2 separate regions of the Homo sapiens genome follow, and region 1 is linked to region 2. Evidence: chromatin contacts called from ENCODE Hi-C or POLR2A ChIA-PET data. All regions are on one chromosome and are shown on one strand. Each heading gives the region's core, a stretch centred on a gene start or an enhancer-like site at or near the end of the contact. The rest is flanking DNA. Distances are from core to core; before and after follow the strand shown. Region 1 overlaps LOC101929650 (a long non-coding RNA gene). Region 2 overlaps LOC101929650 (a long non-coding RNA gene).

Region 1 (5,943 bases), core at 3,057-5,556, 45 kb after region 2:
GAGAAGTCCCCCTGGACCTTGGTTTGGGCGGGAAACCGGCTGTGTCCCACGTTAACCTAAATCGTCTTTTCCTCTTTACGTTCCAGAGTCATGCTTGAGGCCAGGCTCGAATCCTGCCTGCCTTTGGTGGCTCTGAGATTCAGGGCTGTCTTTTCTGAGAGCACCCAAGTGAGGTGCCTTGGGATGCCCCTGACTTGGAGACACAGAGGAGGCTGGGCACCCCTTTTCCCCGACGCACTGAGCCAGGTCAGCAGAGGTGCTGGGGCCTGGCATGGCCCCTGGGAAAGAACCTGCTTTCCTCTTGTGGGAAGTCAAATCCTCGCACTCAGTGCCGGCACCCCTTGGCGGGTGACAAGAGGGCATCTCGAAGGCCACTGTGCTATGGGAGTTACGGCTTTGACTCTGAGACGGGGGCCTGGGTGAGGACCTGGTATCCTCAAAGTCCCCGTGGCTGCCCTGTGGAGAAGACTCTGTTGGGAGAGGGCGCTGCCTCCCAGAAGTGTCCCAAGGTCCAGGAAGGAATGGGGGGAAGAGGACAGGAGGGTGTTCTCACAGTCACTGTGACCTCTGGTGAGCAGAGGGTCCTTCTCAAGCTACTGAATCCTCATGGGGCTTGGGTGAGGGAGCGAGGATAGGCCAGGAGCCAGAGGCTCAGGAGGGGATGGCCTCACTGTGGAAGGTGCAGGGGTGGTCCAGCCTGAGCCCTCTGCCCCCCGCTGCAGCTCAGCACCCCCCCCCCCCCACGCACACTTACCCAGGGGGTTGCAAAGTGATGGGTGTTGGCTCTGGAACTAGTCCCATGTTGTTTCCCAGGGAAGGAGCCACACCCTTCTCAGACCTCTGGGCTGATGCACGAAACGGCAGCCCTGCCTGGGCTGCCCACCGCCCGTCACAGAACGATCCCGCTGCAAATTTCACAGGCATCTGGATCGAATAACAGGCTGATAGGGCGTATAAAATTAGAGACAGAACTCTCCAGAAGGCAGGGTGGAGGCTGCAGCTCCCTGGGATTCCACGTGAGAAGGCAGTGATGCTGCTGCCCCCACGGGAAGGACGGATGCTGAGTCAGTGGGAAGACAGTGGGAAGCCCAGCCTGGAGGGGAACGGGGGACGGGGTGGGGGGTGGTCCAGAAAAAGCAGCAGGCGGTTGGGGTGGGACACAGGGACTGTCCCGCCCGGGGAGGCCCCCAGACCAGGAGGGCCAGACCCTACCGCCCCTCTGCAGGACCCCATCCCTGCTTCACTCCCTTGCTCCTAGTTCTGAGTTGGGCCCAGCCTGAGTCTCCACCAGGTGGACAGTAGCTCCTCGGGGCAGCTGGGTGTGGGATCTGCAGGCTCAGGCAGCCACCCAGATACTAGCGGCCTCCCTGCCCTCCAAAAGCCCAGCCTGGGATGAACCTTGACAAAGGCCCTAGACCACAGCAACCACCCCACCAGGGCTCTGAGTTCTCCATGAGGACTGGTTTCCCTGGAAGGTGAACACTCAGGGGCTGGGACCCTTAAGGATTGTTCTTCTCAGGTCTTCACCGTTTCCAGACGTGTGCCTTAGACATCTGCACGGACATCTCTTCCCAGGGATGGGCGTCTCAGGGCAGGTGCATTTAAACTTGTGATAGAGACTCCAAATCACCTCTCAAAAGCCTGTTCCCATTCACACCCCTGCATACGGCATGTCAGTGGATCCCTTCCTCACTGGAGCAACACTAGATTTAGTCATAAAATATTTTTCAATTTCTTATTTCTATGATTAATAGGGAGGTTGGATATTTTGTGATATTCATTAGTTTATTTGACTATGTTTCTGTTTTTACCCTTTACCACTTTTCTAGCTAGTCATTTGCTTTTTTCTTGTTGATTTGTGGGAGTTCTTTATATATGATGAATATCAGTACTTTGTGTTTACATTGCAGATATTCGTTCCCAGTCTGCTGCTTATTATTTTACCTTTTTAAGGTTGTTCTTTTCATCACATAAAAGTTTTTAAATTTTAAGTAGTCAAATGGTTTCCTTTAAGGCTTTGGATTTTGCATTTTTATACCAAAATGCTCTTGTATTTTCTTCCAAACTTTATAATTATTCTTTTTTTTTTTTTTTTTTTTTGCCTTTAAGTTCATTTTGGGGCATGGGGTGAGACAGAATAGCACCATTTTTCCACATTAAATCTTAGATATTGTGAGCCCTGGAGGACACAAATTACAGCTTAGAGGCCTGGAGCATGATTCTGGAGCCAGGCTTCCTGGGCCGGAGTCCACGTCCTGCCCATGGTGGCTGGCCATTGCTTTGGGGAGCCTCTCTGAGCCTCAGTGTCCTCTTTGAAAGAGTGGTTGTTCAGAGTAAGAGGGTATCTTCCTGTGGACGACTCAGCTTGCGTCTCAGCCCACAGTGAGCGAAGAACCAGGGGGTCTCACAGAGCCCTGACTCAGGTGCTGAGGGTCCCCCTAACCTCCAGGCAATTCGGCCTGCACCCCCACCCCCGCTTCTTCTTGCCTCTTCTAGAAGAGAGGAGGGTGGCGGTAAGGCTGGAAGGGGGAAGAAAATCTGTTTCCCAAAGCCTCCAGGTGATTCAGCCAGAGTGAGACCAAATGGCTTGGGTCTTGGGTTTTCAGCTTCCTCACCTGTGCGGTGCAGGTGACAGCACCCCACTTCCTACTCTGTGGGCAGGTAACACCTGCGTGCTCTGAGAAGGGGAAAACATCTCCACCCTCCCCAGAGGCCTGCACGGCCGGAGGTCACAGTGAGGCGGCCACACGCCCCGGGCTCTTGCTCCGAGGGGACGCTGTCCCAACAAGAGGCCCCCTCACAGTCTGTCCTGACCCTGGCTCTGTGGCCCCTCCTTCTCCTTGATCAGGCCCCTCCCGGGTCTACCGGGATCTCTGGCTGCCCCCCGACCCCCTGCTGCAGCCCCAACCCTAGGTCTCCACAAAGACTTCGGGATGCCCCGTGAGCCCCTGGGTCCTGGACCCCTCTTCCTCCTCCAGCCCCTCCTCTCCCAGCTGCTCCTGGCTGCCCTTTAATTGCTCAGAGCTGTTCAGCAACCTGGCGCGTAGCTGGTACATAAGTGGCTGTTGGTTGGAGTCAAGTGAGTGATGGGGAGATGCTAAGAAGAGTGAAAGAAGCCTCGGCACCCGCCGGGAGCAGGTGCTGGGGGTGTGAGTGCCGCTGAATGAACGCGTCCTGGGACGGGATCCTGAAGCCCACCCTCCCGCCGGGCCCCCACAACCCAGAGCGCACACCAAACTTTCTACGTGTCTTTCCCGGTCAGCCTGAGCCCAAACCACCCATGTCCCTGAGCTTGTCCTTGTCTGAAAGAGGAGGGAAGTGTCTGTGTCCTCAGGAGCCCCTGGCCTTAAAGATAGGCACCCTGGCTCTGGCAGGCAGGTGGCCCCTGGCAGCCTCGCCCACGCCCGCGGTGACTAGCTCTCGGGCAAGCGATGCAAGTGCAGAAACCAGCTCTGTGTGGTCAGTGCCCCGGAGCTGCAGCGGCAGCAGAGGTCGGAACACCTTCCTCTGTGGGCACGCCACGGAAATTTAAAGACACAGGGTGCTCTTTCGCAAACTGGGCTCGTTGATTCTACAGGAGAAGGTAACTATTATTGAGTTTCTTCTTTTTCAGAATGAGTGGCATCCAAACCTGACTCATATTTCCAACTTTATTAATTTTTGCAAGACTTCGGAGGGTGCTCTGTGGCGATTAATATTGCTGAGCTGAGCACAGCTGCAGTACTTTCCTGTAAAACTGACTAAAGGAGAAGTTGGTGTCTTCCTCATACAAGAAATACATAAATCAGTTAAAAATAGTTCTCCGAGCGGATATGATGATGTCGTGGCCGTCACAGGAAACACATGAATCAGCCTCATCCTCAGTTCCAGGGAAGTGGGGACAGTCGGTGGTCCTTGGACCCCTCTTGGGGCGCGTGGGTGAGGCAGGGTCCCTCTGGCTTTACCTCATACCCGGACTGGCAAAGCTGCCTGGGAGGACAACTAAAACCATGCTCCTTTGATTCTGTGGACATTGCTAATTGCTGGGCGTTCATTTCTTGAATTCAGACCTTCTCATGAACCAGAGGAGCTGGCTCAGAAAAATGCCGGTGACGCATGGGCCTGAACTGGTCAGTGCAGCTCAGAGATGCTCGCCGTGGGGGACGTGCAGTTTGCCTGTGGGCCAGTTGTCCACCCGTCACCGTTACCCCGCTGAGGAAGCTGTGGGTGCCACCCAGAGAGCTTGGGTACAACACGGTCTCTGCTTTACTCATAAAAAGCCAAGACCTATGTGGTCATGGAGCGTTAAAACAGAAATTTCACACCACGCCGTACGGTCCCCGAGGCCAGGGTGTTGGCACATTTCACATCCAGGAGGTGCCGTCGCTGTCACTGGCTCAGCAAAGCCAGTGCCGAAGCCACTGCAACTGCCTGAGGCCCAGCGGTGGCTGGGAGCCAATTGGTGTCACTCGGTTACCACAGGGAAGGAGACGTGGCTGTAGAGGCTTGTCGCAGGTCACAGAGAAGGGACTTTTGGGCTCCAGGCCTAGTGGGTTCGAGTCAGCACGGTGTCTTCCCCGACACCAAACCCAAGGACCCTCAGCACTTCCTGACCTCAGGTTTCTATTTCTAGGGTGGGGAGTAGAGGTGAAGGGAAGCAAAGTCAGAGTTGAATATAAAGCTCCAGAAAAACTCAGCTCAGAATTGACTAGAGGGTTGAGAGCCTGAGATCCCTAAGGGGACATGTCAACCCAGGGCAGCCGCTGAGGGAGACTGACATGGTTTCCATGGTCCTTCCACTGGGCTGGGGCCCTCCCTGGGGAGTCTGTGCTGGGCTGGACCTTCTTCCCTGCCAGTGGCCTCTCCTGGCTGGTTGGGGAGCTCCGGGGGAGCAGACGGCAAGAGTCTTGTTTGGAAACATGCCCTTCCCAGGAAATCCCCAAAACAAAACCTGAGAAGATCTCCTGGAAGCTCAAAAGCAATTTTCTTTTCATATGTCGGGCCAATAAGAGTTAATTTCACCCAGTTTCTATATTTTCATGGGTCCTTAGAAGCTTTCTGACCCTGTGCCCTGAGACTTAGGGTCTGATGGCTGAAGGAACCTTGGTCCCAGGTCCCTCTCCTGTGGAGGGGCCGTCAGAGGGAGAGAAGAGCTCGCCCTGGTTCACTTGGCCTGTCCTGAAAGAGAACCAGGAGGGAGAGCAGCCTAGCATGGGTGCACACAAGCATATGTACAAACATGTGCTAGGGCAACTCACACACGTCCACATGCATGCACATACACACATGCCCACACCCATGCACACTTATGTGTGCACACAGATTCAGACTGTACCTGTACACTTCCACACTTCCACATGCATGCACATACACACATGCCCACACCCATGCACACTTGTGTGTGCACACACAGATTCAGACTGTACCTGTACACTTACTTCCACATGCATGCACATACATGTCCACGCCCATGCACACTTGTATGTGCTTGCACAGATTCACACGTGTACATGCACACACACATTAGCATGTCCTTGCATATGCACACATACACACATCTGACTTCACATTACATACACACATGTACATGCACATACATGACACACATGGCTCGAACTGGAGGGGAGGGTCCCAGTTGCTCCCCTCGCCTGACCATCTAGTAAGTGTTGTGCCCCATGCTGCCCCATCCTGGGCTCCTGGCCAGGCTCTAAGATTAACTAGAGAGGCTCTGTCCCTAAGAAAGGTCATGCACTTCAGGGTAGGTAAGGTGGACAGGCAAGGCCTGGTGACCTCGGCCCATCCTTGTGCCTCCAGAAGCCGTAACTCACCTCAAAGAGGTTTTCCTGCTGGAGGGAACTATCTCTGAGCAACAGGGGCAGACTTCACAGCTCAGGCGCCCTCCTGAAGGTAAGAGGCACTGGGCTCGCCTATCAAAGACACTCTCCTGTCCCCGCAGGTTCCCAT
Region 2 (5,165 bases), core at 2,396-4,895:
ACAGTGGGCAGAAGGAGCTGGTGACCTTGGCGAAAACGGAACCTCACCCTCCCATGGGCAGCTGGGGCTCTGGGCCCTGCAGGGTCAAGGGGAGGATGCGTCTGCCGCCTTCCCCCACAGGCGGCCAAGGACCGTCCGCACACCCTCTACCCCAGAGAAAACTCGGGTGTAGGAAGCAGGCGACTGTGAGGTCAGCTGCGTCTCTCTCTGGCCTGGGTCCCAGGGCCGGAGCCTCTGTCCTGGTCCTGGGTGTCCCCCCGCTGCCCGCTTTGGGCTGCCCTGGACTCAGGCAGCCCTGCTGGTAAAGTGCCCGAGGAGGTGAATGTGCTGCTGGGCCGGAGTTCTGGTCGGGAAATCTCAGTGGGAACAGAGGCTGAGGACGCACAAAGGGTCCCAGCAGCCAGAAAGGACGGGGAGCAAGGGGAGCCCGGGACGGGCCGTGGGAGAAGACACCTGGAGCGAACTCACGGGGTGACAGCTGACGCTGCCTGGGGGCAGGAGAGGGAGATGGTCCAGGGCCCCAGGCCTCAGGCTCGAACCAGGCAGGAGACCCACGCGTGCAAGACAGGCAGATGGGGCCCGGTAGAGAGGGGTCGCGAACTCACGGGGTGACAGCGGACGCTGTCTGGGGGCAGGAGAGGGAGATGGTCCAGGGCCTCAGGCTTGAACCAGGCAGGAGACCCACGCGTGCAACGCAGGCCGATGGGGCCCGGTAGAGAGGGGTCGCGAACTCACGGAGTGACAGCGGACGCTGCCTGGGGGCAGGAGAGGGAGATGGTCCAGGGCCCCAGGCCTCAGGCTCGAACCAGGCAGGAGACCCACGCGTGCAAGGCAGGCCGATGGGGCCCGGTAGAGAGGGGTCGCTCGGGGCACAGAGCTCGGAGCAGGGCGGCCGTGGGGCTCCGCTCACAGGGAGAGGCACAGGGTCGAGTGAGGAACCCTTCCTGCCGCAGCCAGGCTGGCCGTGGAGATGGGCCGAGAATGGGGAGGGCGTCCCCAGCAGGGCATTCGGGGTCAGGAGGCGCCCGTGGGCGGCAACACCGTGGGCTGGAGGCACCGCGTCTGGCAAAGGGAAGGCCCCAGTCCGGCGGCTTCACGGCCCACCGCGGTGTCCGGGTTGAGGCGGGGGCCGCGCGCATCCTCGGGGGGGGACAGTCGGCCCCGGGCGAGGGGCTACCCCTCAGGCCCCCGTCCCCGAAAGGCCACGGGTGTGGGGACTCGAGCCTGGCCTCGGATCTCAGGCTTGGACGGAACCTAGTGAGGACCTGACACCGTGGGGGCGGCCTGTGGTCCCCGTCCGTGGCCAGGCATCCCCCGTTCACCCATCAGCTGCCTGAGCTCCGCCACCTCATGGCCGGGTGCTTTGGCACCCGGGATACTTCACTGAAAAGAGACTTTTTCCACTGTGGCCGAGAACGAGGGATTTAAAAAACGTCAAAGCCAAACCCCGTCTATGAGCAGCTGTCGTGTCCGCTCCGCTGGCCTCGTGCCCGGCCACGCCACCATCACTTTCCAAAAGTGTCGCTGCGGAAGGCTCACTGGGAGGACAAATGTCGGCCCCACCCGCAGTTTCTCTGTTCCCTATTTTCTCACCACTTCTTGTTAATTTGGGGCTGCTGCTTCCTTTGGCCCCTGCTCAGGCTCTGGATTCTGGGCTTAGTCCTGTGGGCAGTTCTGTGAGCTTATGATTAAATACCTGATATTATTAAATACTCAGGAGCATGTGTGAGAGCCGCTGGCCCTGGTGCCCGGGTTACAGCTGTGTGGGGACGTCGGTGCTGCCTGCCTCCTGCCCCGCTGGGGGGAGGGAGCCCCCCCAACCTATGCTGCAGGTGTGACACCATGGAGGCCAGCCCCTGGCGCCGGTGACGTCTCGGGGTGACAGGCAGGACCCCCTTGTCCTGCCTCCTTCCCGGATGTCTGATTTGGCCGGGATTTGAGGCTGTGGGGGCCACCGCCTCCTGAGGCACGAGGCATTCCTGTGGCAAGGGGCGGCAGGGAGACCTTGCTGTCACCACCGTGGCTGGTCTGTCAGTCGGGGAACTTGGGAACCCCAGAATCCTGCAGGCCGAAGGGACCTTGCCCTCGAGAGGGGGTGAGGAAACGAGGCTGAGACGACCTTTGCCAGTGCCCTTGGGGGGCGAAGCGGGATCTGGCCTTGGCGTCTGCCCTTTTCAAGGGTCCTCCCTGCACGCCTGGCGCCTGTCCCTCCCCACAGTGGGGAGCAGGGGAGCCCCACTCTACGTCCCCCGTTTACTGTCCCCACGCCCCCTTCCCAGTCGAGCTGTCCATCTCCTTCATAAGAAAAGACTCTTCCACCCAAGAAACTCCCCAGCAGCTGCCTCAGGCCTTCCCGTCACGGCCCTCACTGCTCCCCAAGTAAAGTGGGGGCTGTGGGTCAGGAAGGGCCCCAGCTTGGGTCCGAGTGGGGTCCCCGTGGGTCCCCTGCACCCCTCATGATATGTGTGGGGTGGGAAGGGGCCTTCCAGGGCCTCTGGGACCCAATCCAGGAACTTGTTCTCAGAGAGTCACCAGCCAAGTCTCCTGGGCTTTTCTCCGCTGCTCCCACAGAGCCCTGGGCCTGGGAGGGTGGGACCACCCAGGAAGGGGACAATTCTGGGCCCCGGGATGCCCCCCCGCTCTGGGGACAAGGGGATGGTTTGTTAAAATCCCACTCCCGCTCTGTTGTGAAAGATGATTCTTGTCTTCCTGCACCACTCGGCCTGTCCTGAGGCTGCCGCCATTTCCCAGTCAAGCCCTGACCTCCTTCACAAGAAAAACCTCTCCCAGCCGAGAAACTCTCAGCCCCCAGGAGCTCACCAAGTTCCCAGGCACCTGTTCCAGGGCCCCAGCTCAGTACTTCCATGGGAGAGCAGGTTAGAAAGCCTGGAACATCCCAGCTCCACCTCCCACATACCCTCAGACCCTGGGTGAGAGTGGGGTCCCTGGCTCTACTCCCTACACACCCTCAGACCTCAGGTGACAGTGGGGTTCCCAGCTCTACTCCTGACAGACCCCCAGACCCCCAGTGACAGTGGGGTCCCCAGCTCCACCTCCCCATAGACCCTCAGACCTCATATGACAGGGGGTCCCCAGCTCCACCTCCCCATAGACCCTCAGACCTCATATGACAGGGGGGTCCCCAGCTCCACCTCCCACAGATCCTCAGACCCTGGGTGACAGTGGGGTCCCCAGCTCCACCTCCCCATAGACCCTGAGACCCCGGGTGACAGTGGGGTTGTTGCTGGTCCCACTTCCCACAGACCCTGGACCTCCTCAGGAAGGCATCCGGTGGTTGTATTGACCCCGGGTGTGAGAGCCCACGTGAAACGGAAGTTGAGCCAACCTTCCATTGTTCCCTCACCTGGCCCTGCCCCAGCTCAGACCTGAGCCAGCGGGTAGGTGCCCACCGCCAGTCCCAGGCAGAGGTTCCTCCGGTGCTCACAGCAGCCCTTGGCCCCATCCCGGCTCTTTCTGTTTGGGAATCTGGTGAGTATAAAGTGGCCTTGCTTGCGGTTTACTTTGAGTTTCCCTGACTGTAAGTAGAACTTGCCATCCTCACGCATCCCCGAGAGTGCCTGCCTGTGCCCTCCGGCGGGGCCACCTCTCGCTTTCTGAGTCACGGCTCCCTGTGGCTCCCGACATGAACCTCATCAGCTGTGTGTGCTGCAGATGTTTCCTCCCAGTTCATGCCCTGCCTTTGCCCTTGTCTTTTGTCTTCTGATGGTAGATTTGGACGTAGGACGTGCGTCAGCCTTGTCTTTCACAATTTTCCTCGTTTGTATCTGAACAAACCCTTCCTGGCCTCGAGTGTGGGAGATATTCTCCTGTAGCTTTTACTTCCATCATCTTGCCCCCATCACAAGTCCTCATCCATCTGGAAGCAATTTCCTTGTGTTTGGTTGAAGATAGGGATCCAGTTTCGCTTTCCTAATGTGCGTGGCCAGTCCCTGGCACCGTGCGCAGGCCTGCACCTCACCTCTGTCGGGCCCAGGCCTTCTCTGTGTGCCGGGCTGTTTCTGGGCTCTGTGGTCGGCTCCACTGGCCGCATGCCTGTCCCTGCACCACTGCCCCCACATGCCAACCCTGTGGCTTGGTTGTTGGTCTCAGCGTGCTCCTGGGAAACTCTCCTGCCTTGCCCTTCAGTGACTCACTCGCTCCAGTAATCAAACACCTACTGTGTGTCAAGAAAAGTGTCACTGACAAAAGCATCTGCCTTCTTGAAGCCCATTCAAATGCAGTTATGTCTATGTTGGAGAGAGACAGACTTTGTGATGGAAGGTTCTCTGGACAATGGTAATCGAGCATGACAGTGAGTGGCAGCTGCTGTTTAGATGGAATTGTCAGGGAGGCTCAATGAGAAGTAGGCATCTGAGCAAAACTCAAAGGAAAGGAGAGAGTGAGCCATGGACGTCCTGACAATTCCACTTATGATACTTTTCCTCCTCCCCGAGGTCAGGATGGTCCCTACCTCTGCCGGTCTTGCATGTTGTTTTAACGTATGTGAGTGGAACCCCTTGTTCTCATGCCGCAGCCCATTGTGTGAATAGGCTACACTATACCTGTCTGTTCGATTGTTGATGGCTATTTGGGTTGCTTAGTTTATGGCCATTTTGAATATGCTGCCATGGCTGGGTGAACATACGCGTTTCCGCTGGGTGTGTATCTAGGGCTGTGATTGCTGAGTCAGAGTGTGTGTCTGTTCAACTTTTGTCGGTAACGCCAAACCGTCTTTCTGAGTGGTTATGGATTCATGCTCCACCAGAGGAGAGAGTTCCCACTGCTCCTCATCCTTGGCAACTCTTGATTTTACCAGTAGTTTAAATTTTAGCCACGTTGGTGGGTGTGGAGTGGTGTCTCATTGAGGCTAATTTTCACCTCCCTGATAACTAAAGATACTGGTCCCTATTTCATGTGTTTATTGGTCATTCATACGTCTTTTGTAAACTTTCTATATATTTTGCTCATTTGTTGAATTGAGTTGCTTATAAAAATTATGTATTTGTTTATTTTTTGAGATGGAGTGTCCCTCTGTCGCCCAGGCTGGAGTGCAATGGTGCGATCTCGGCTCGCTGCAACCTCCGCCTCTCGGGTTCAGGCGATTCTCGTGCCTCAGCCTCCCGAGTAGCTGGGATTACAGGCAATAAAAATTATTTTGAATTGCA

The links. Hi-C counts contacts between places; a loop is a spot of excess contacts on that map. ChIA-PET counts read pairs that join two places held with the same protein, here RNA polymerase II (POLR2A). Pooled maps may share reads with other maps.
Region 1: a map of CD14-positive monocyte shows a loop between it and region 2 (9-fold over the local background). The contact joins two enhancer-like sites. A Hi-C loop is called at or near these places in 3 of 168 maps with a recorded cell type or tissue (CD14-positive monocyte, IMR-90 and ovary) and 3 of 50 pooled maps. POLR2A ChIA-PET finds 5 or more read pairs at or near these places in 3 of 52 experiments (AG04450, H1 and HEK293).

The regions. Positions count from the first base shown.
Region 1 is chr17:83,196,190-83,202,132 of GRCh38, forward strand. All of the region lies in intron 2 of LOC101929650 (a long non-coding RNA gene), which reads left to right. It overlaps LOC105371948 (a long non-coding RNA gene), which reads left to right. Exons shown (of 3, transcript XR_933965.3): 3 at 3,614-3,797. Among named protein-coding and RNA genes, the nearest start is that of METRNL, 120 kb to the left of the region's middle. Within about 2 kb of position 4,307, at least 30 of the 41 ENCODE cell types and tissues checked have a DNase peak (open chromatin) inside an H3K27ac peak, as active enhancers do; they include CD14-positive monocyte, where a contact is called at or near this core.
Region 2 is chr17:83,151,931-83,157,095 of GRCh38, forward strand. The region is part of intron 2 of LOC101929650 (a long non-coding RNA gene); the gene reads left to right. Among named protein-coding and RNA genes, the nearest start is that of METRNL, 75 kb to the left of the region's middle. RefSeq lists enhancers at 1-45, 46-561. Within about 2 kb of position 3,646, at least 2 of the 41 ENCODE cell types and tissues checked have a DNase peak (open chromatin) inside an H3K27ac peak, as active enhancers do; they include CD14-positive monocyte, where a contact is called at or near this core.